3 separate regions of the Homo sapiens genome follow, and regions 1 and 3 are each linked to region 2. Evidence: chromatin loops called from intact Hi-C (ENCODE). Cell type or tissue: mammary epithelial cell. All regions are shown on one strand.

Region 1 (8,000 bases), 110 kb before region 2:
CACACAGATAGGGCCACCTTGCAGAGTTTCTTTTTCACCTTTTTCTTCATCCCTTGCTGTCTTTATCACAAACCATGGCCTGCTGCTGCACAACAAAGCTGGAGGCTTCATTCTCCCTCTTTTTGAAATAATCAGACCCAGGGGTCTTTAACTTGTCAAAACTGGCTTTGCTGCCCTTTCCCAGTGTTCAGTGTGACACCATTATCTTGAGAACCATTATGTCATAGAGCTATAATACTTGGGGTGTGCAGAAATAACTCTCAGTGTGATGCCTAGGTGACAATTCACTAGAGTGTTCACCTGGGTAATTACCTAGAGATGGGTGCCAATCCTCCTCTGTGATGCTGACAGTCTCGGGGCCAGGCATGCTAAAGACTCCTGTTCTGTAATGTATGCTGCAGTTAAGCAGGCTCTGAAGATACTTGCTAGAGTTCATGTGGAGTTTTTGGCATCCTTCCACAAACTAAAGCCACATCATCATCTCTGAATTGAATTTTTCAAGAGGACATACGCTAAGAAGGTGAAAACTGATAGTTGCAAACTTCCAGACTTCTCACTAAAGTCATATCGGAAAGATCTGACCATAGCTCAACCTTCCCCCTCCAGCAGCAATTTTACTAATACTTCGCGGGTTCAAAGCAACCACTCTTTAAAGCAATAACCCTCAAAATATTCTGTTTACAGTCTGATAATCTCAGTGCAGCTAGGAAAAAAGCTTCCTGCTTACAGTTGAGTTGGTGAACATAATCACCAAAAGCTCTGTGGGAATGTCTTTAAAACGCCAAACTTCACAAATCTCAGGAATGTTATCAGCCACTTGCAGACTACATTTACTCTTAAAGCACAGCAAGTCCCCACTATGGCTTTATAAACATAGAGGAGTCTGCTGACAGATCTTTGCCTGTGTGCAGTAGAGCATAAATATTAGCTTTCCACCAACACTTGAGAGCAGGGCAGACAAACCTGTCCATTAGAGTGAATACAATTTGGCCTTTCCAAGATCAAAATGATGTTTTTCAGTGTCTGCAGAATTACCATTATTAATATGTGAGTGTTCTTCCTCTTTTTCCTGAAAGTAATAGAAACTTGTGCTGTGAACATCAGGCATCATCTCTCCAGTCTTTGAACCATTAGTGTAAGCAGATAGCATTTATTCAATGCCCCCACAAACAGGAATCCTTGGGTTCCAGAGGCAAGACTAATTCATGCCGACTTAGAAAACCAATCCCGAAGAGAATGGAATTGACCATAGTCCTGGTATAAATCACCTCCCAGGTTGTTTAAATCCAATCCCAGCACTCTGGCTCCCCTCTTTGAAACAGGTGAAGATAATAGAAGCCCTAGAAGATAATAACCATTACATTCCCAGGCCATTGTGCCTCTTGTGAAAGTTGTCAGAATCAAAACAGGGTCACTTGTGTTAAGAACCCTGACAAACAGAACCAGGGAAGGCCATGAAGAGAGAGCTCTCATGCACAAATGGCTGATAACAAAAAACCACAACCTTGCACAAAGGCCATTGCAACCTCACACACAAAAAATACTCCTGCAAGGACATCTCCCTAGAAACTGCCAGCCAGCCTGATCTGGTGCCACTTTTGTTATTGATCCTTGTAGCCAAGAATAATTATCTCAAAACAATTATGTAATTCCCCCCAACTTTTTCTTTAAAACCCTTCATCTGCCTTTACCTCCTTGAATATGCACATAGTTTACCATGTCACAGATATTCCCATTGCAATGCCCTATTCTTGAATAAATATCATTTTTCTTTTAGAGAGCCTCTCTCTGTTTGTTACTTAGGTTGACACTCCATTGATCATGTAGGCATGTCATATGGAAATGTCATCGTGGCATTTCTTGCTAGAAACCTCAGTCCTTGGAAAACTAGGATGAAATGATCCTTCCAAGCAGAGGAGGCCATGTGGGAGTAAAAAAGCCAGCATGCATGGAGTAAGAGGATAGACTCACACACACAAACATAGAAGCCAGGTAGAATAGAGAGAGAGAGGACAGCATGCTTCACTAGAGACTCACCCTCACTGCACATATATTTGAAAGATATATTTTGTATCTTTCATTACAAGTCGTCTAAGTAATGACTTTACATTATAGAATACCAGCTGTATTCAGAATCTATATATTCTTATTGTAATGCCATAACTTTGTCTACTGATGAAACAACTTATTCTTTTCATATCACTGGGAAATCTTTCCTCTGTCAGCTAGTATCATCTGACAGCTATAATATTTCAGAACTGTCATGATACCTACATATTTCTGATTTTGAAACTTTTTTTTTTTAAGTGGGGAACGTGTCCCATATTCCCCAGAAAACTCAAGGCCTGTGGAAATGTGTTTAGCTTCAGGGAATAAAAATGCAGTCAGGGCTACAGATGCTGGCAAAGTTGTGGAGAAAAAGGAACACTTATACACTGTTGGCAGGAGCATAAATTAGTACAAACATTGTGAAAACTTTGTGAAGATTTCTCAAAGACCCAAATATAGAAATACCATTCGACCCAGCAATCCCATTACTGGGATTATATATACCCCCCCCCCATATAAATCATTCTATTCTAAAGACACATGCATGCATATGTTCATTATATTGCTATTCACAATAGCAAAGACATGGAATCAACCTGAATGTCAATCAGTGATAGAAAGGACAAAGAAAATGTGGTACGTATACACCATGGAATACTATGCAGCCATAAAAAAGAATATCAGCCGGGCATGGTGGCTTATGCCTGTAATCCCAGCACTTTGGGAGGTGAGGTGGGTGGATCACCTGAGATCAGGAGTTCGAGACCAGCCTGGCCAATGTGGTGAAACTCGTCTCTGCTAAAAATACAAAAAAATTAGCCGGGCCTGGTGGCAGGCATCTGTAATCCCAGCTACTCAGGTGGCTGAAGCAGGAGAATCACTTGTACCCGGGAGGCGGAGGTTGCAGTGAGCCAAGATTGCACCATTGCACTCCAGCCTGGGCAAGAAGAGTGAAACTCTGTCTCAAAAAAAAAAAAAAAAAAAAAAACCAAAAACAAACAAACAAGATCATATCCTTTGCAGGGACATGGATGGAGCTGGAGGCCATTATCTTCCGCAAACTAATGCAGAAACAGAAACAGAAAACCAAATACTACATATTCTCAGTTATAAGTGGGAGCTAAATGATGAGAATACATGGAAGCCTAGAGGGGAATGACACACACTGGAGCCTATCGGAGAGTGAAGGGTGGGAGGAGGGAGAGGATCAGGAAAAATAACCAATGGATATTAGGCTTAATACCAGGGTGAGGAAATAATCTGAATAACACACCCCCAAAGATACATGTTTATCTATGTAACAAACGTTCACATCTTGCACATGTACCCTTGAACCTAAAATAAAAGTAAAAAAAATGCAGTCAGGAGAGTGGGGCTCTGTGGATATTGACATCCTTCCCGAGGCATCAGGTTCAGAGCAATCTCTCACTAAGTAACTGTCTACTGTAATGTACTCATCCTAAGACTTTGAATTGTGGTTGTAAACAGTCTTGAAAATCAGTAGCAATAAATGCATTTAAATATTATTAAAATTGGTCCCCAAGCTCTCCCTCTAACTTCACTTGAACATGAGTGCTGCATAATTTAATATGAGGTGTGTAGCCTTGTTTCTTGTACACGTTCAGAGTATTTTGGGGGTCCAAAACCAAAGATACTTATCCTTCAAAAAAGCCCTCCACATATTCCAATTAATACTCAGGGTCTTTTTCAAATTCTTGGTATTAGCTCCCCGTTAGTCATATTGATAATATCCCTTGTGTATTATAATCTTTCTAGTCTTAAATGCTTCTCAGCAGCCATGAACTCTTCAGATTATCTCCATGAGGATTAAACAACAGAAACTACCTGGACAAGAATCACAGAATCTAATGAGATTCTAGTTTGCTCCTACAAAGGTCTACAGAAAAGAAAATGTGATGACCAAGAGTAATGATAGGTAGTTGGTCACACTCTGAGTTCAGCTGAGAGAATCACTGGAAGAAAGCAATGGTTAAAAAAAAAAATGGAGGTCATAGTTTAGATATAATCCAAGGCCAATTGCCCATAGCCAGGTAGCCAAAGCTGAAGTCATCCTAATTTTTCAGAAATGGTAGCCCTAATCATAAATGAAACACAAAATAAAAGCTTTACGTTTTTGCCAGCAGGATTCGGTAAAAGTAAACTAATCAGCAAAAGTCAGATCAGCTTAAACAGCTCTACTTGCCCTAAAAGAATGTTAATGTGTAACAACCAATTACAAAAAAGGTCACAATACTTCCTCCTTAATGCTTTATAAACTGCACAGTAACTGTTGTAAGCAGAGCTTCTTTTTTTTTTTTTTTTTTTTTGAGACAGAGTCTCACTCTGTCGCCCATGCTGGAGTGCAGTGGCGCCATCTCGGCTCACTGCAAACTCCGCCTCCCAGGTTCACCCCATTCTCCTGCCTCAGCCTCCCGAGTAGCTGGGACTACAGGCGCCCGCTACCATGCCCGGCTAATGTTTTGTATTTTTAGTAGAGACAGGGTTTCACCATGTTAGCCAGGATGGTCTTGATCTCCTGACCTCATGATCCACCTGCCTTGGCCTCCCAAAGTGCTGGGATTACAGGCGTGAGCCACCACGCCTGGCCATAAGCAGAGCTTCTTACCTCTTCTGGTTTGAAGCCTCCCAGTTCCCCAGCTATTCTTTTGAGTGCACAATAAACTCTTACAATTTTTAAATCTGATCTGATTTTTTTGACAAAACTTTCATTCCTGTGTCTTTGAGGAAGTGCACCAAAAGCACTCACCACTCCGTGTCTCTCTTGAAAGCTAATCTCTGTGGTGGTGTTTTTCCACTGTGCCAATCTGAAGAGGCCCAGAGGAGGGAGAAACAGTGTAGGCCACTTTTCATGCTGTGATGACAGACAGCTGAATCATCCTGAATGTGTGCAATTGCATGGGTGTTTATTACTACAAGTTACATGGTGTTTGCCACAGATATGAGTCAACCCAGGAGCATCCTCATATTTGTCATCTTGTAATAATAATCAGAGTATGAAAGTACAAAAACCATTTGGGGGCGTTGATGACCTCTCAGAAACAGAGCTTTCCCATCCACCATGGCCACATTAATAGAAACATCTCTTTATTTTCAGATGATTTACTTTTTAATTAAAAATTATTTTGTAGATTAGATGTGATTCCAGGTTATTACAGTATTTATAGCATTGTCATGTATTTGCGTTTTTATATTTTCTCTGGTAACAAAGAGATGGAAGTACATATACAGTCATAAGTATACTCAAAAAAGTGAATTTCTTATATGAATGCCACCACCTCATTAGTTTCCATCAAAAAAAAAAATTAAACTAATTCAGTAAAATAACTTTGGGTAACAACCATGTGCTGGAAAAAAAAAGAAAAAAGAAACATCTCTCCTCTGTATCTTTTTTTCTGAAAGAAAGACCCTGAGCCTTGTGAACTATCCCCACCTGCACCAGCAGTGTCCTACCTTAGCAACACTTTGTAAGAGCTCCGGCAAGACATGAGTGAGTCTCCAAGTGATGAGAATCCACCCGATGCTGATTACTACAATGAATCATCTGAGTAGGAAGAACAGATTTTACCTTTTCATGTACACTCCCAATTTTATCCTTTACCGCTATCAACCTATGATCAGTATACTTTGAAATACTCTGCAACCAGGGATTCCACAGCACAGAAATGGGTGAGGACGATGGGCTATTTACACCTTCTCTTGATAATGGGAGCTGGAATGAAAACCTCTGGGTCTTGCACTGACCATAAGTCTCTGCAAACTCCTGATGATCACCTCACATGTCAGGGGTCTGTATAAGATAGTGTCTGGTTTGGATTTCCAAAAGAAAATGTGGGGTCATATTCAGCACAATAACAATTTCACATAGGAATTCTCGGTTTCTGAAAATAAATAAATAAATAAATAAATAAATAAATAAATAAATAAATAAAACCTCCCCATCATTACTCTTGGCTACTTCAGCCTCCTTCCCCATAGCTCCTGTGTGGTCCCCAGAGCCCCAGAGCCCATGTTTCTGATGCATTGTGTGGGGGAACTGCACAAAGCATCTCCCCACTGTATCTCAGGAAAGCTGGGGGCAGCCCCGTGGCAGTTTGGTGCTGCTAAAGCTTGTATCACAGGCTGACAACAGAGATGCCCTCTCTATCCTAGGGACTGAGGCTTCTATGGCAGCAAAACAACAACAAAAAATATAAAGAAATAGCCAGCAGCTCTGTCTCAACCAAATCCTTGGGGCTGTCGGATACATTCTCCCTAAACACTGTACCTTAACATCATCTGCTGTATTCATAATAATCCGTGTTTCTAACTTCAATTCTTTTATTGTGAGCATCTAAGCATTTCCTTCATGATGGATGATAGCTTTGCTGTGTTAACATCATGGTGACTTTTCTTTCCCTTTCAGCCAACTACAGCAGTATTATCATCTATCTACATACTAATATTTAAACATACATATTTGTGATTTTAAAGTTTCCGACAACACATACTTGTAGCACAATTTCCAGCTATTAGCAGACAAACCACTTGCACTTTTTTGCTGATCTAGGGGTGTCAGAGGTGGTATTGGCATCTGATTACTCATTTTTCTTGCAGCTTCTGTCACATTCATACAACAAACAGCCATGATCATTATATAGAAGACAGAAATATATTTCCCAGAAATATTTTTTTTTGTTGGCGGGGGGAAAGAGCTTAGAGTCCTCAACCAATTTCAAACATACTTCCCTACTGAACCTTGAAAATAAAACATCTTCATTCACCTTGTCCTGTATGGTATAATTGGACACATGGGTGGAAGGGGTACAACAAAATTCCACCAAGCATTATTGAAACATGTAAGAACTGCCTCATAGTCGCCCCCAAACTATTTGCTTCAGATTGCTGTAAGCAAATCTGAGGTTTGCAAAAGTGAGGCTCAGGGACCTATCTGGGTGAACTGATGGGGTTATTGGGTGGGCCATCCATTCAGCCCCTAATGTGGAGAAGAAAGGAATGGGCTAAAGTTACCGCCCCACATCCATAGGCAAAAAATGAAACATGAATTGAGAGGCATCTCTCACCTTCGGATAACCAGACTAATTACTATAAAAATAGTCATCTCTTTTTTTGTGGCCATCGCCGAAGTGGCAGTGACCAAAATGAAATTCAATCCATTTATCACTATAGACTGAATCAAGAACCATAAAGGACATTTCAATAAGCCTTCCCACATTCTCAGGAGGATTACATTTTCCCTTCTTTCCAAAGAGCTAAGACAGAGTACGATGTTCAATCCATGCCCATCTGAAAGGATGATGAAGTTCAGTTGTGTGAGGACACTATAAAGGTCAGCAAATTGGCAAAGTAATCCAGGTTTACAGGATGAAATATGTCATCTACATTGAACAGGTGCGGTGGAAAAAAAGCTAATTGCAAAACCACCCATGTGGGCATTCACCGCAGCAGGGCAGTTATCACCAGGCTAAAGCTGGACAAAGATGCAAAAAGATCCTTGAACAGAAAGCCAATTCTTGCCAAGTGGGAAAGGGAAAGGGAAAATATAAGGAAGAAACAATCAAGATGCAGGAATAAAGTAATCTTATTTACAAATAGTCTATATCTCCGAGTCTGTTCTAGATTATTAGGAAAAGGCTCCTCAACCATGGCCTGAGGAATAAGGAAGTATCTGTGCCCTTCAAGCCATCAAAACCCACCTCATTCTAATATCTCAAAAGAAGATCATCACCCCCTTCCCTCAGGGGTCTGTTTTCTTTCTGGAGCCTTGAATCCTATTTCAGTTGTACTGCAGGTCCAGAGACATCCCACCCCAAAACCCGAAAAGGTTTTTCCTTTCAATCTTTCCTCTTTTTTTTTTTTTCTTTTGAGGCAAGGTCTTTCTCTGTCACCCTGGCTGGAGTGCAGTGGTGCCATCATAGTCCTCACTATAACCT
Region 2 (8,000 bases):
ATGAAATTGTGTCCTGAAAATGCATACAACAACGAGACAGAGAAATTTGCTGAAAAAGCACCACAGCAAGAAACAACTAACACATCCAATCGTCAAAAAGAAGAAAATGACCACGCTAACTCCTTTACAACAGACAATCCAGTCAGCCTTCCTGAACAACTTGTCTCCAGAGATCCAGGTCTGGCTCAACCTCTGCCTCCTCCTGATGACACTGATCCTTCTACCCTCTGTTGCCCCACAGACTGTTAAAAACTATACACATTGGGCCTATATTCCTTTTCCTCCTCTTATTCGAGCCATGACATAGATGGACGCTCCTATCGAGGTCTATGTTAATGATAGTATTTGGATGCCTGGTTCTGTAGATGATCGTTGTCCTGCCCAACCTTCAGAAGAAGGAATCCCTTTCAATATCACTTTAGGTTTTAGGTGTCCACCTTTGTGCCTGGGACCCACTAATGGATGTCTCTCATTAGATATTCAAACTTGGGCGGTCACACTACCATCTGGTCACTCTGTCCCTCCTTTGGGACACTTGGTATCAGGGCTCTCATTAAAACCTCTAAGGCAGATCAAAACAGAAATCACTGAATATATTCACACAACCCAATATAAGCCTTTAGGACCTGCATGATCTCTCAACTTGTCTTCAAATGCTGACAAATTAATATGGAAAGATTGTGTTAGCTCAGAAGGAACTGTGTTATTTAATTCTTCTCAGTACACCATTGTTGACTGGGCTCCCAAAGGTCATATTACTAATGATTGCTCTCAAGGTCACAAAGATTGTCAACATTTTCTCTATGATATTACTTATCAAAAAAGTAGTGACAACCCTCCCCTGTTATATCGTAGATTTAACTCCTTTTTTCCTCTTAAGTGGAAAGGGGCAGGGGTTGCCCCTCCAAAGCCAAGGCTCATTGTTCTGCACTTAGAACCTGAACATTCAGAATTATGGAGATTAACAATAGCTATGACTGGTATGAGAGTTTGGGCTGGAGAAAGTGTTATAAGTAAATCCACCTTGTCACCTCAAAATATATATACTATCTATATGGAGTCCAACAAAACTATATCACTTAAAAGTTGTGTTAAACTACCATATACGTTATTAGTAGGAAAGATGCATGATAGTTCAGAAACCAACATAATTACCTGTGTTAATTGTTACTTGTGTATTTGTATTGACTCATCCTTTAATCAATATCATAGTATTTTAATAGTCAGAGCCAGAGAAGGTATTTGGCTCCCTGTAGCCTTACATGGGCCTTGGGAATCTTCCCCCTCTATCCATGTTATTAACAATATTCTACAGAAAATTCTTAAAAGGAGTAAATGATTTATTTTTACATTAATTGCAATAATAATGGGCTTGATTGCTGTAACTGCGACTGCTGCTACTGCTGGAGTTGCATTACATCAATCTATTCAAACTGTTCATTTTGTGGATAAATGGCAAAAAAATTCTACTCAGATATGGAATTCTCAGTCAGGTATTGATAAAAAATTGGCTAACCAAATTAATGACCTAAGACAAACTGTTACATGGATGGGAGATAAAATTATGAGTTTAGAACATAGATTACAAATGCAATGTGATTGGAATACTTCTAATTTTTGTACAACTCCGTTTCAATAAAATGAGTCTGTTTACAATAGGGAATCAGTAAACTGTCATTTACAAGGAAGTGAAGATAATTTAAGTTTAGACATAAGCAAGCTAAAAGAACAGATTTTTGAGGCCTCACAAGCACACTTAACTGCTTTACCTGGTGCTGAAGTTTTAGGTGGTATCTCTGAGGGATTATCTAATCTCAACCCCATTCAATAGGTAAAATCTTTGGGAGGATCCACTATCGTTAATTTTGTTTTGTATATAATTTGTGCTATTGGTTTATTGTTCATGTGTAAAATTGGAAAAAATATTCTTCAATCCAATTGTGATCAGCACCAAGCTATGATTGCTATGGTTCATTTAAATCAGAGAAAAGGGGGAGATGTAGGGAGACCCCCTGAAACTATTGCTATGGAATAAAAGATGAAATGCTCCTGATTATTGTAAATAAAAAATTGCATGCAGGATTGTGTAAAGACAATGCCAGGTTGGACTGCCAGAATGAGCCAACAGCATGTGATGTGCTTCCCCCTGCAGAGAGCCTATGAATGGACGTGCAGTCAGGGAGGTTTCACATCATCAAGATTCCTATCCCAGAAAAGCAGATGTTCATAGCTCTAGGAATGGAATGCGACCTTTGTGGAGAGCCTATAAACGGATGCATGGGGGGTGCCTGTCCATATGGATAAGATAGGGCTATAAATGCCCTCATCTTGCCACGGCTCTTCTAGGCCTCTTGAGGGTTAAGGCATACTCCCTTCTGAGAATTTCTGGTCTAACCGGTTGTCTAGCTTCATGTCCTGTTTCTATGGATTGTTTGTAACCAGCTTTTGTTGCAACTGTTACTGCTGATTAATATCTTGCTAATCATAGGTTATGGAAAGATTGTGTTTCTGTTTTAAGCCTCTGTTAGAAATTACTGATGCACACACTATATTGTAAATTCTTATCTCTGTATACTGTACTTCTACATACAAATGTACTGTACTTCTACATACAAATGTTATGTTAAAGAATTACTTCATCCCCATGTGACCATCTCACCTCATAATCAAATGACCCTAAATCCCTCACTAACCTACCCCCTCCTCACTAAACTTAATAATAAATGCTGGCATATCCAGTGCATCGTTGGCACCGTGGGACCAGAAGGCAGTGACCCCCCCTGGACCCAGCTTTCACTATCTTGTGTGTGTCTATTATTTCTCAACCTGCTGATCTGCCTGGGAACAAAGAGAGAGCCCCATTGCATTGCGGGCTGCTGGCCAGATCCCGCAATAGCTAAAGAGGAACACAAGTATTTGCCTAAAGTTTTTTCTCTATGTGCAGAGTATCTGCATTTTTTGAGATGCATGGAAGTTATAATAATTAAGAGCAGTGATTTCAAAACCCAGATTTCTATAAAAAGTCTGTGGCAATTTAGGCTTTCTCTAACCCTCTCTTCAAAACCCTTCCAGGTTCCATCCACTGCCTACACTCCTACATTTCTAGATATCACTTCTAGGTACCAAAATCTGTATTAGGTACCTATTGCTGCCTAAGACTGTCATCATAAAATTAGCATCTGAAAAGAAGAAACACTTACTATCTCACAGTTTCTGTGGGGCCAGAATCTGAGTGTGGTTAGCTGATGTCTCTGGCTCAGGGTTTCTCACAAGGCTGTAATCAAGATGTTGGATGGGGCTGCGGCCATCCCAAGACACATGGGGGAAAACCCTCTTCCAAGCTTCCAAGCTCACTCACCTGGTTGTTGGCAGCTCACAACTTGACAGCTGGCTTTCTTCAAAACAAAAGAGTAAGAGAGTGAGAAAGGTGCTGAAGACAGAAGTGACAGCCTTTTTGCAAGCTGGTAAGTAAGATACCATCACTATTGAAGTAGTCTCTATTGGGCGGCAGTCACTAGGTCCAGCCCATACCTCCCGGCGGAGGGATCACGCAAAGGCATGAACACCAGAGGGCAGGAGTCATTGGGGCCATCTGCCACATTTACCTTCTTACTACGCACACCTTCCATTCTTTCCTTCCTTACCTCTTCCCTTCCTTCCTCATTCTCTCTTCTTCCTTCCAGGGCTTACTGTAAGTCTACAGTGGCCCGGGAGCTACACCAGGCATTGGGAATGCAAAGCTTATGAACACTGAGGTTTGCAGCCCAGTGGAGAAGAAAGGTCCAGTAAAATAACGTTTTCCAAGCTTCAGCCACTCGCTGTTTTGGCCATGTACATGGGCTTCTTAAATCTTTTCTAACTCAATGTTTTTCTTTAAAGTGATGGACCTTTAAAATATGGCCTCATCCTAAACTCATGGTTTTTGACTTTGACTGCCTGATGGCGTCACCTTGGGAGACTATTTAACCTGGAGATGTAGGGGATGTGGTTGACACCGGGCATCCCGTTCTCCCACCCCACACTTGCTTTACCATGTACTTATGCCCACCACAGTTGGGAGGTGACAGCTTACCTGGGGAGGAGATCCGTTCTTTTGCTCTTTGGAAACAGACTCCAAGCTTTGCCCCGTATTATTCCTCTGTTCTACCCTTCACAATATCCCCTGCCCTTACCCCTTTTCTGAATATTCATCAACCAAAGGGCAGTGCATCAGTGAAGGACAAATCTTCACAAAAAAGATACTTCCCGTTTGTTTTATTAAAAAGAAACGGAGCATTATTGTGGGCACTTGCGACTCCCAGTGGTAGAGAAGGGAAAATACATTCAGTGATGTCGGGGTAGGAGAGAAGGGAAGGAAGCATCTTTCACCAGCTCTCCGGAGCCTTTGCTTACACTACAAATGCAAAACAATGTCTCTAGGGGGCTAAAACAACACACACAAATAAGAAAACACTTCCACCTCTCATCCCTTATCCTCCGCAGTTTTATTCACATCTAAGTCAGGTAGCAATAGTCACCTCCACCAGTACAAACACAGCCAGAAGCTATAAGTGTCATGTTGTTCCCTCATCTTGCCCTTGGCCTCTTGGAGCTTAAGGACTGTTAATGACCACAATCCACTGAGACCACCCCTACTCCTGCCTGCCGAACACCCTCAGTGCTGTTTAAAAGCTCAATCCATGAGCAGCCACCTATGCCAGGCTCTGGGCTAGCATTGAGTGGAGTGGAGCAAAGGTGAGCCAGCTGCCCACTCTGTTCAGGTCATCTGTCTGGATGTCCCCTCCTTTGTATTTACTGATTCTGCCAGGCAAGAAGTTGAGGAGATTTATTCATTTCATTTAACAAATAGTAACTCACTGTCTACTGTATGTCCTGCATTGTTTCAGGCAATGAACAAAAAAGGCCTTGCTCTCAGGGAACTTACATTCCCAGCTACTGAACCTCATGTTCTTGTCTTTACTTAACCCCTGGGTCCCAAAACCTGCCCAAATGGAAAGAAATCTTAGTGATTCTCCAACTCCTGTCCCCTGTAAGTGAGGTTACTGAAGCCCACTGAGGTAATGTGCCCGGCCTGAGGTCACAGAAGAAGACACAACAGACTCTAGACTAGATCCCAGCGTCCCAGCTAGAGATAAATGTCAAGACACTCACAGCTGTGGGCACAAAGCTGTCTGTCTGGAAGCATTTTGGGAAAGTTAGAAACCTAGTGAGCGAACATATTTTAATACATCAATTTCATCAACTGGCGAATGAATCAGGTAAAGAGAAGTAATTATATCTTTTGGTTAAAAAGCAAAGTACTCTCAGGGACTCACAGACTTCTTATGAGACTGTCTTTTCTGCCTCCCTGAGTTCAGGCAGGATTCATCTAGAAGCATCCTCTGTGGGTGAGGGGAGCAGAGGCACATGGCACAGCGAGAGGCTGCCCAGTGTAGCAGAAGCTTCTCCAACATCCGCCCAAGTACCCCTCCTGACCAAAGGGGCTAATCCATATCTCAGGGACCTGAGGAGATAGTCCTATGCTGCAGGAGGAAAAGCAGAATTGAAGTCTCATATTTTACTATAAAAACCAATATGAGTGTTGCATTCTGAGGCACTAATATATCACTATGCTTAACATAAAAATGATATTTTTACCCAAATATCTGAATAAAATAAATTCTGTAGAAGGATACACCACCTTTATGCAGAACACCTTATCCATTACCCCTGGGCCTAAGAGCCTCCATTTTGAGAAGCACAGACCTGGTTCCAAACCCAACTCTGTCTGTGGAATGCTAGCAAATTAACTTACTGCCCTGGAACTCAATTTTCTTATCTGTAAAAGCAACACAAAGTTGTGAGCTCTAGAGAGAGTAAGGACCACTGAGAATGGTAATACCATTGTCAATACAGAGTTTTACAAGTTACCAAGCATTTTCCATGTGTTACCTTATTTTCATAGGAAGAGAGCAGATCTGGAAGCCAGTTAATCTTGGCTTTGCCAGAGTGGCTCTGTTGGTCTTGGGCAAATGGAGTAACTTTTGTGAGCTTCCACAGCCTTATTCATGAAAGAGGTGTCATAATGACGCTGTGGGTTATTGTGATAACTAAACACACATAAGGTGTGCAGGCTTCAGTAAGTGGCACATCTCACTAGTGCCTGGAGCAGCTGCTGTGAGTGGGTGAGAACACCAACCCAAGTCAGACAGGCTTGACTCTCACTAACTGGGTGTCCTTGGGCAAATCACTTAACATCTTTGTGTCTCAGTTTCTTTTACCTGTTAAATAAGGATGAAAATAGTACCTTCTTAGAAAGTTGCGAAGATAAAATGAGTTACTATAAGACACACTCACAATAGCTGCTGGCTCAGAATGTTGAGTATTCCAGTAAGTACCTGTGCACAGTTGGCTGGCCTTATCATTGGCCTCTTTGGTTAGGAAACCAGAGGCTTAGAGAGGTTCTCCTCCATCAACATGACTTCTCTTCCCCAAGTGGAAGATCTAGTATTTGAACCCAGATTCCCTGATTCCAGAACCAGTGGTCTTTTTCACCATGCCCCACACAGGAGTGGGGGTTGCACGTCCTATAGTAGTTTATCTTCCACTGCAAGCCTTGAATCACTCGGGCACACACATAGAGGTCAATGCCCACACAGTGATGCCAAATATGAATAGCAGAGATTCTCAGGTTACTTACTTCTAGTTCATGAAATAATGCATTATTGCTTCCTGGAGAGGTCGGAGAATAGAAAAAAACCTCTGTGCCCCGTGACTCTAATGGAATTTCTGTCGGAGATGAAGCAACCTTCTCAGTTACCTTAAGATGTTAGAAGAAGCCAACATTATCCTGATACTATATGGGCCCAGCAGAGTTGTAAAATGTAAAAACTGTGAGAGATCACAGATTGTGTCAATGAAAGAGAAACCTAGGCTTTTACAGAATTAAAGTTAGTTTCACTGAGTCTTCCCTCAGATGGCAATCCAGGTGAATCTTTCAGTTTTGGTTAGACTGCTCCAAAGCAGTGTATGAACCCATAACTTACGTATTAGATGGTGGAGGTTCTACATGTGCTCAGAAGTTACATTAAAGCAAAATCTCATCAAAGCCTGGGTGTGAGAGCACATCTGATTATAGATTGCAGAGGGAAAATCATTAATACTGTCAGACGTTACGTACAAGAAAAGGCAAGGGCTGAGATCATTGAGCTTATCTTTTCTAAAAAACACAGTGATTCAGGTAAGAGACATGAAAACCTGAGGCATGGCTTCTTCACTGCAAGGGCTGGCTGTGAGACTGGCCAGAGGCAGATGTTTGCTACTTCGTCTCATAATTATTTTCTCCAAATAATAAGGAAATTGAGGTCTATGGCTCTTAGACCCCTTGACCTACAAGCTATATTTGTTTGATCTATTCTATTTAATAACCAGAGGCTTCCTCATTTGGGCCCCACCATGCATCCTCCCCCACTCAAAAGGGAAAAACAAACTGTTTTTCTTTACTCAGTTACTTCACTTTTGACACCAGATGTGTGGGTTTTTCACATCAACAATTCTCCAATCCTCTGTAGGCATTAACTGGGTGTCTTACAATTTAATTCTGAGAGTTAGCACAGACCCCACCACTAACGGGCTCAGCCCCACGAGATGGCCCCCAACTTCAGATACCAATTGCAAGCACAAGGTTGTTACCTGTACTTCTGAGCAACTAGCCATAAATCAACGGTTCCCATGACCTCCTCCTTGGGTTTAACCATTTGCTAGAATAGCTCACAGAACTCAGAGAAATACTTATGTTTACCAGTTTGTTACAAAGTTATGGAGCATGGGCAAGACATGGTGGCTCACGCCTGTAATCCCAGCACTTTGGGAGGCCGAGGCAGGTGGATCACGAGGTCAGGAGATGGAGACCATCCTGGCTAATACGGCGAAACCCCGTCTCTACTAAAAATACAAAAAAATTAGCCGGGCGTGGTGGCGGGCACCTGTAGTCCAGCTACTCCGGGGGCTGAGGCAGGAGA
Region 3 (8,000 bases), 77 kb before region 2:
ATATTTCCACAAGTTAAATTTCTAGGTATATACATTTAAAATTTTGATAAATGCTAAGCAAATTATTGTCCAAACACTTTATGAAATTTGCATTTCTACAATAGCAAATGACAATGCTCATATCCTTGCCAACATTGAATGTGATTAATCTTGTATTAGCTTGCCAATTCTGGTGAATGAAAAATAATATCACATTAAGTAGCATTTCTTTGATTTTTAGTTGAGTAGCTTTTCAATGTTTAATAGTCACTTATTTTTTTCTCTGTACATTTTCTGTTTAACTTTTTAAAATGTTTTTATATTATAAAAACTTTTCATAAACTGTAATTTAGATATTATTACTTTTTTGTTATATGTGTTGCAAACATTTTCTCCTAATCTGTTATTCATTTTTTAAAAATTTATTCATAACACATTTTGCTACGTAATGGTTTTAAATTTTTACATAGTCAAATCTGTCAATTTTTTCCTTTAAGGCCTCTCGATGTCATGCCCCACTTAGAAAGGCCTTCCCCACCCTAGGAGTACACAAATGTTCTGTATTTTTTTCTAATACTCTCATAGTTTCATTTTATATGTTTAGTTCTGTAATTCATATTTATGTATGTTATTAGTAAATTATCTTTCACTTTTTCCAAAATAGAGAGACAGATATCCAAGGATTATTTATTGAACACTCTTTTCTTTCCTCACTGATTTGTAATAACAGTTTTTAAATACTAAATTTCCATTGTATATGGAATTGTCCCAATATGTATGGAATATACTGTCTTTGGGCTTGTTTCTGTTCCACTGATCTGCTTGTGTATTACTGCAGTGTGCTTTATGTGAGCCTGGGATTAAATAGCTCATTCTATGTTAAGAAAGCATGGTTAACCTTTATTTTTATTTGTATTGTAAAATAAAATTTAAAGGCTGTCGATTTGGACCGAATTCCTGCACTAGGTCCAACAGACCAAACCAAAATGGAGTCACATATGCTGAAGTTCCATGCCACCAACACTCAGCTGGTTTATCTGAACTTCTGAGAAAATGAGATAGTGCACGATAATACCCAAATCCCCAAACAAGCCAGATTTAGCTGGCATGATAAGGAAGTCCCTTCTGCTTTAACCTTTACAAGGAAAACAACTTTGAAATGATCAATCCGCGTTTTGTTCTCTGTTTCTGCTTTCCTGAGCCTTCTTCTGTCTATAAAGCCAAGCTCCTCTGCTCAGTTCATCAGAAGACCCATTCTATTTTATGGAACGAGATGTTGCCTGATTCTAGAATTGCAAATAAAAGCTAATTAAGATCTTTAAGCTAAATGTGTTGTAACCTTGTTTTTTAACAGTATCATACTGATGAATACAAGTTTAGTACTCTGTGAACATTTTTAAAAGAGAATTTTGGACATTAGTCCATTTGGATATACACTAGCTTTAGTAGAAGCATAAGGAAAAGAGATTATGTGAATCTGAAAATTGAGAACAATTTAAGAGATCCATTCTCCTGATTCCATTCTCTACAGCCCATCAAACGACCCACAAGGGTTGTCTGTTCATCATTCCTTCAGTTTACATTTATTTCATACTTCCTTACTATCTGTTGTATAGACAGTTGTCCCTCAATATACAGAGACGACCGGTATCAGGACCCTGTGTATATCAAAATCCATGCATACTCAAGTCCTGCAGTCGGCCCTGCAGAACCGAGTATAGGAAAAGTGGGCCCTTTGTATGCTTGAGTTTCGCATCCCAAGAATGCTGTATTTTTGATCCACATTTAGTTGAAAAAAATGTATGTATAAGTGGACCCATGCAGTTCAAACCTGTGTTGTTCAAGAGTCAACTGTACTGTATTAAGCACGGGAAAGAAAAAAATAATTAAGACTCAGATGTTGCCCCAGACAACTTGTATCCTCATTATGGGACACAGAAATATAAACAAGCATCAGTTTAAAAAGGTATGGTGAAAGTAAGAACAAGACAGAGTGGTGACCCAAAGTGGGGATAGATAGTCAGGGAAAGAGAGCAGATACATAGCAGGGTCCTAAAGGACAAATACTGGGCTCACCCCATGAAGGAAGGCAGGCTAGGGGATCCAGCAGAGCCAATGCTGACAGAGGCACAGGCTGGGAGTCAGCCTGAAGCTCAGAGGCTCCAGGCAGCAGGGGTAGTGGCTGATGATGCAGGTGGAGAGACAAGCAAAGATGAAATTATGAAGGGCTTTTGAACTTCATAAATGTGAAGAGACAACAGAATGATTTTCACAGGAGGGTGAAATTACCATTTTTACATTTAATAGATTAAATAGCTGTATCGTTTTCCCTTCAAGCTGCATTAATGATTTATCATTTAATGAGCAAGATAATTGATTCACACATACACTGATAGCCTATTACCAGATTTTTACTGGCAATAGGGAAACCAGGTAACAGAGTAAGTATGAACAGAACATTGGGTAATAAAATTTGCTTACAAATAAAACCCCTAGAAAGATTTTCTAAGTTATTAAAATAAAAGAGACTTAATTTCAGGCTACATTTTAAATTCCTTCCAACTTAATCTTTTCCCTGACTGAAATTTAGAGCGGGGGCATCTCTAAATCTTGCCTTTTCAGGGTCTAAAAAAAGGCTTTAGGTCCAGCCAGTTCACAATGACTCACACTTGGTATGGGGATAATTGGCATGCGAAGCAGACCAGGGGCGGCAGTACTGTTTCCTTTTTTTCTTTCTTTTTCTTTTTTGTGGAACAGACAGGGTTTCATTATGTTGCCCAGGCTGTTCTTGAACTCCAGGGTTCGTGATCCTTCTAGAGATGGCAGTACTCTTGAAAAGTGTCTCCAGTCAGAAGGAGAGTGGGGAGAGGGTCCCCACCTAAGCAGCAAGGGTCTGGAGGCCAATGCACTTAGAAAACTATTTTCTTCTCACTGTGCCTCCCAGGATACAACCCACTGCCCTTCTGCATTTCCTTATGGACTAAAAAAGAACATGTGCCTTTCCTTTTGTCTTAAAAATTTTCACCATTTTTAGCCAAGTTTATACTTGAAAGGAGTCCAAGAAACACTCCTGATCTTGTCCTAACATGTAGAACAAAACCCAAATCCAGCTGGAAACCTTCCAGTGATTCATAGGCAGGTGTCATCCATCTCAAGATACTGAAAGCTCATGGGGAGAATGAGAACAAGAAATCTGAGGCTAAATTGAATGGGCAAGTCATTGGGCAGGCTTGCTTTTTCTATTTTTCCTGATAATGGCTCTGCCACTTGTTACAGGACGTGGTTGTTATGGTGACAGGGAGAGGAAGAGCAGGGAGTAGAGAGGGTGAACTATGATGAAAGAGTGAAATGCAGCAAGGTAAAAGAGTTTTGGGTATGTTTGTTTGTACTTATTTAGCTCTGCTTCAGTCTTAAGGCATCCATAGCCTGCTGCCGTAATGAGGCCAAGAAGATCTAGGATTGTTTCCTGTCCTCCTGTGCCTCAGTATCCCTCCAGTGTCCTCAGGCATTGTTGCTAAGTCCATCTCATTGTGTCTGACCAATTTTGTTCGTGTTTAATAATTTTTCTCTCAAAATTTCTGTTATCCTCTGATGCAATTTTGCTTCTCTCATACCACTCTGGTAATCCATCAATCTTTGTCTATTTATGTCTGCTGTGGTTTGAATGTGTCCCCTGAATTTCATGTGCTGGCAATTTAACCCCCAAATTGATATGTTGATAGGAGGTGGGGCCTTTGGGAGGTAATTAGAATTAAAGTTATTAGGATGCCCCCCTCCATGATGGGACTGTTGTCTTTATAAGAGGAAGAGAGACCTGAGCTGGCATGCTGTTACCCTTTCACCATGTGATGCCTTCTGCCACGTTTTGATGCAGCAATAAGGCCCTCATCAGATGCAGTCCTTTGACCATGGACTCTCTAGCCTTCAGAACTGTAGGAAATAAATTTAACTTCTTTATGAATTACCCAGTTTGTGGTATTGTGTTATAGCAATGCAAAACGGACTAAGAAAATTGGTACCAAGAAATGAGATCATTGCTATGACATTGCTATAAAGATACCTGAAAATGTGAAAATGTATAAGCAGTTTCGGAGGTGATAGGTAGAGGCTGGAATAATTTGGAAAGGCAGGCTAGAAAAAGCCTATATTGGCCAGGCATGGTGGCTCACGCCTGTAATCCCAACACTTTGGGAGGCTGAGGCAGGCTGAACTCCTGACACTTGAGGTCAGGAGTTCAAGACCAGCCTGGCCAACATGGTAAATCCCTGTCTCTACTAAAAATACAAAAATTAGCTGGGTATGGTGGCGCATGCCTGTAATCCCAGCTACTCAGGAGGCTGAGGCTGGAGAATCGCTTGAGCCCAGGGGTGGCGGAGGTTGTAGTGAGCCGAGATTGCACCATTGCACTCCAGGCTGGGTGACAGAGGGAGACTCCGTCTCAAAAAAAAAAAAAAAGGAAAAAGCCTATATTGCCATAAACAGGTCATTAAGGGCACTTCTAGTGAGAGCTCAGAAGATGAGAAGACTGACAAAGTCTGGAACTTCTTAAATGTTGGTTAAGTGGTCATAACCAGGATGCTGATAAAAATGCAGACAGTAAAGACCACTTTGATGATGTCTCAGAAATGAAGGCTATCTTACTGGGAACTGGAGTAAATTCATCTTTGTTACACAGTAGCAAAGAACATGGCTGCATCATGTTCATATCCTAGGACTTTGTGAAAGGCTAAACTTATGAGTGACAGAATAACATATCTTGTGGAAGAAATTTCTAAGCAGCAAAGCACTCAGGCTTCTGCATGCTTACTTTTAACTGCTTACAGTGAGCTGCTAGAGAAAAGGGAAACAGAGCAAAAAGATTTAGAAAATTTCCTGGCCATGTGGTGGAGAATGTAAGAGCGTTTTCTGGAGAAGGTATAACCCACAGACAATTTGTTAAGAAACTAGCATGGCTAAAAGGAAGCCAGGTGCTAATCCTAGGACAATGACGGAATGGCCCCAAAGGCATTTCAGATCTTTGAGGTTGGCCCTCTCATCATAGGCTGAGAATGTGAGGGCCTGGAGGGCAGAAAGAGCTCCCTGCTTGCTGTCCTATACTGCCTCAAGTGTCTGCTCCTTGTATGTCTGCTCCCCAAATTCCAGTACAGCACTCAGTCACCTCATCTGTTGCTCAAATGGCCCCAGGTGCAACTCAGCCTGTTCATCAAAAAGGTATAAACTGTAAACCTTGGCAGCGACAAACCATGGCTCAAGCAGGTCCAGAGGTTGCTCATGACACTGCTCCAGAAGGCACCAGACATATGCCTTGGCAGTGGTCCACGTGGTGCTGACTCTGAAGGTATAGAGAGTGCGTGGGCTTTGGGGTCATGGCAACTTTCATTTAGATTTCAAAAGATGTATCAAACAGCTTGCAGGCCCGTGGAAAAACCTGCCACAGGGGTGAAGCCGCCACAGACAGTCCCTACCAGAGCAATGCCTAATGGAGCCAAAAGAGTGGGGCTACTGCCAGAACTCCAGAAGGACAGAGCCACCGGAAGCATGAAACACTCATCTGAGAGAGCTACAGGCACTGGACTCCCAACTGGGAGAACAGCCAAGTGAGCTGCACCCAGCAAAACCATGGGGGCAGTGCTGCCTGAAGCCTTGAGAGCCCAGTCCCTGCCCCAGTTTATCCACGAGATGGCTCATGAAGTAGATTATCCTGGAGCTTTAAGATTTATTATCTGCCTTGCTGGGTTTTAGACTTTGGGCAGATTACAACTTTTTATTTTTATTTTTTCGTATCTCTCCCTTTTGGAATGAAAATGTGTACCCTATGTCTGTCCCACCATTGTTTGTATCTTGGAAGTAGATAACTTTTTAAAATTTACAGGCTCACAGCTAGAAGGAGTTTACCTTGAGTCACAAATGAGACTATGAACTTTGGACTTTTGAGTTGGTTCTGAAACAAGTTAAGACTTTGAGACTATTGGGATGAGATGAATGTATTTTGCATTGGGAGAACATGAGGTTTGGAGGGTCAGGGGCAATACCATGGCTCAATTTGGCTCTGCTAAAACTCATGTTGAAATTTAATTGCCAATGTAATAATACTGACAGGCCAGGCTCACTGGCTTGTACCTGTAATCTCAGCATTTTGTGAGGCCAAGGTGGGAGAATTGCTTGAGGCCAGGAGTTGGAAGGACAGTGAGCTATGATTGTGCCATTGCACTCCAGCCAGGCAACAGAGCAAGACCCTATCTCTAAAAAATATAGAAAAATAACACAGACTGGGCATGGTGGCTCACACCTATAATCCCAACACTTTGGGAGGCAGATGCAGGAGGATCACTTGAGCCTAGGAGTTTGAGACCAGCCTGGGCAACATAGTGAGACCCCATCTCCACAAAACAAAAAGCCTGGGTGTGGTAGCATATGCCTGTGTTCCTAGCTTCTCAAGAGGCTGAGGTGGGAGGATCACTTGAGTCCAGGAGGTCAAAGCTTCAGTGAACCATAATTATGCCACTGTACTCCAGCTCAGGTGACAGAGTGAGACCCTGTCTCAAAAAAAAGTTTTTTAAAAGAATGGTATTGATGGGTGGTGGAGCCTCTAAGAAGTGTTTGGGTCATGGAGGCTCTGCTGTTGTAAATGGATTAATAAAGTTCTCACTCTTGCAGTATTGGATTAATTACTGTGAGAGTGAGTTGGTATAAAGTGAGGCTGCTCCTTGTGTTTCATCCCTTTTTCTCACATACCCACTTCCCCTTCTGCTTTTCTGCCACATTGTGAAGCAGCAGGAGGCCCTCACCAGAAGCAGAGCAGATGCTGGTGCCATGCTTCTCGGACTGCCCAGCCTCTAGAATCATGAGCCAAATAAACCTCTTTTTTTTCTTTTTTACTTTTCTCTTTTGCATTTTATGCTTATGTAAAAACCTCTTTTCTTTATAAATGACTCAGCCTCAGGTATTTTGGTATAGCAACCAAAAACAGACTAAGACCATGCCTATGCTTTAATTACAAATAGAGCCCCTGTGTAGTAGAGTATCTGTCACCTGTTTTCCCTCAGCAGCATACCCAAACCTGAGCTCCATGCAGGCATGATTCCCACTGCATGCTTAGAACACCGAGCACAGTGCCCAGGACGCAGTGGATGGTAATGAATCTTCAGGTTTTTTTCTCCTTTTCTTTCCTCTTCCTGGACTTAATGGATTCCCTTTCTGAGGATATTCGAAAGTACAAGTTATCTCTCAATGTAGAATTTCCTCTGCAACAATATACTAATTTGGAAATTTTGATTGAGGTGCCACAACAAATGTTTATCAAATACATTATAAACTTTCAGTAGACTATCAAGATGCATATTTTCACAAGAAATAATTTGAAAATCTGTAGCATGACCTTGAAGACCTCTTAACTACAAGAAGGATACAAAGGGTCTAGAGGAAGGAGTGAAGAGAATTTGGTGAGGAAGAATTTTGGAGTGAACACTGCTTTGAGAACCAGAAAAACTCTTCTCCCACCTCCAAGAAAGAGACAAGATTGGGAAAGTGACTCCTAGAACAATCTCTGGAGAGGTTAACATATGACCTCACAGTTAGAGGGTCACAGTGGACTACTTCCAATCTGGGAATTCCAGAAGGCAAAAGAGAAGAAATGGAGATTTTGGCAGAGCAAAGGAGAGTTGCTACTGCATCTGGGGAACAATTGTCCTCCCCTTTGATGATGGGCAATGGTACATGATCTCAAGGAAAAGATGAAGAACCTATGATAAGGATATTGTCTCTGAGTTATTTTTTTTTTTAATTTTTTTTTGAGAGAGAGTCTTCTTCTGTTGCCCAGGCTGGAGTTCAGTGGCACGATCTTGGCTCACTGCAACCTCTGCCTACTGGGCACAAGCGATTCTTCTGCCTCAGCCTCCTGAATAGCTGGGATTAAAGCTGTGTGCAGCCACACCTGGATAATTGTTGTATTTTTAGTAGTGACAGGGTTTCACCATGTCAGCCAGGCTGCTCTCAAACTTCTGGCTTCAAGTAATCTGCCT

The links. A loop is a pair of places that touch in the nucleus more often than their neighbours do. Peaks named below come from ENCODE experiments on the same cell type or tissue, not always from the same donor. Only the 100,000 strongest peaks of a DNase experiment are listed, where the experiment ranks them.
Region 1: it touches region 2 in a loop (6-fold over the local background); 15 of 110 quality-filtered maps call a loop at or near these places.
Region 3: it touches region 2 in a loop (6-fold over the local background); 2 of 110 quality-filtered maps call a loop at or near these places.

What each region holds. Positions count from the first base shown.
Region 1 is chr11:93,052,036-93,060,035 of GRCh38, reverse strand. It overlaps the pseudogene RPL26P31. Among named protein-coding and RNA genes, the nearest start is that of MTNR1B, 86 kb to the right of the region's middle. RefSeq lists an enhancer at 4,490-5,689. In mammary epithelial cell, a CTCF peak has its summit at 4,889; DNase peaks (open chromatin) are centred at 4,955 and 5,575; H3K27ac peaks cover 924 bases.
Region 2 is chr11:92,938,464-92,946,463 of GRCh38, reverse strand. No RefSeq gene overlaps it. Among named protein-coding and RNA genes, the nearest start is that of LINC02746, 27 kb to the right of the region's middle. In mammary epithelial cell, CTCF peaks have their summits at 3,701 and 4,294; no DNase peak of the experiment used is centred here.
Region 3 is chr11:93,015,548-93,023,547 of GRCh38, reverse strand. No RefSeq gene overlaps it. Among named protein-coding and RNA genes, the nearest start is that of MTNR1B, 50 kb to the right of the region's middle. RefSeq lists an enhancer at 3,011-3,305. In mammary epithelial cell, a CTCF peak has its summit at 5,086; DNase peaks (open chromatin) are centred at 2,697 and 3,127; H3K27ac peaks cover 2,500 bases.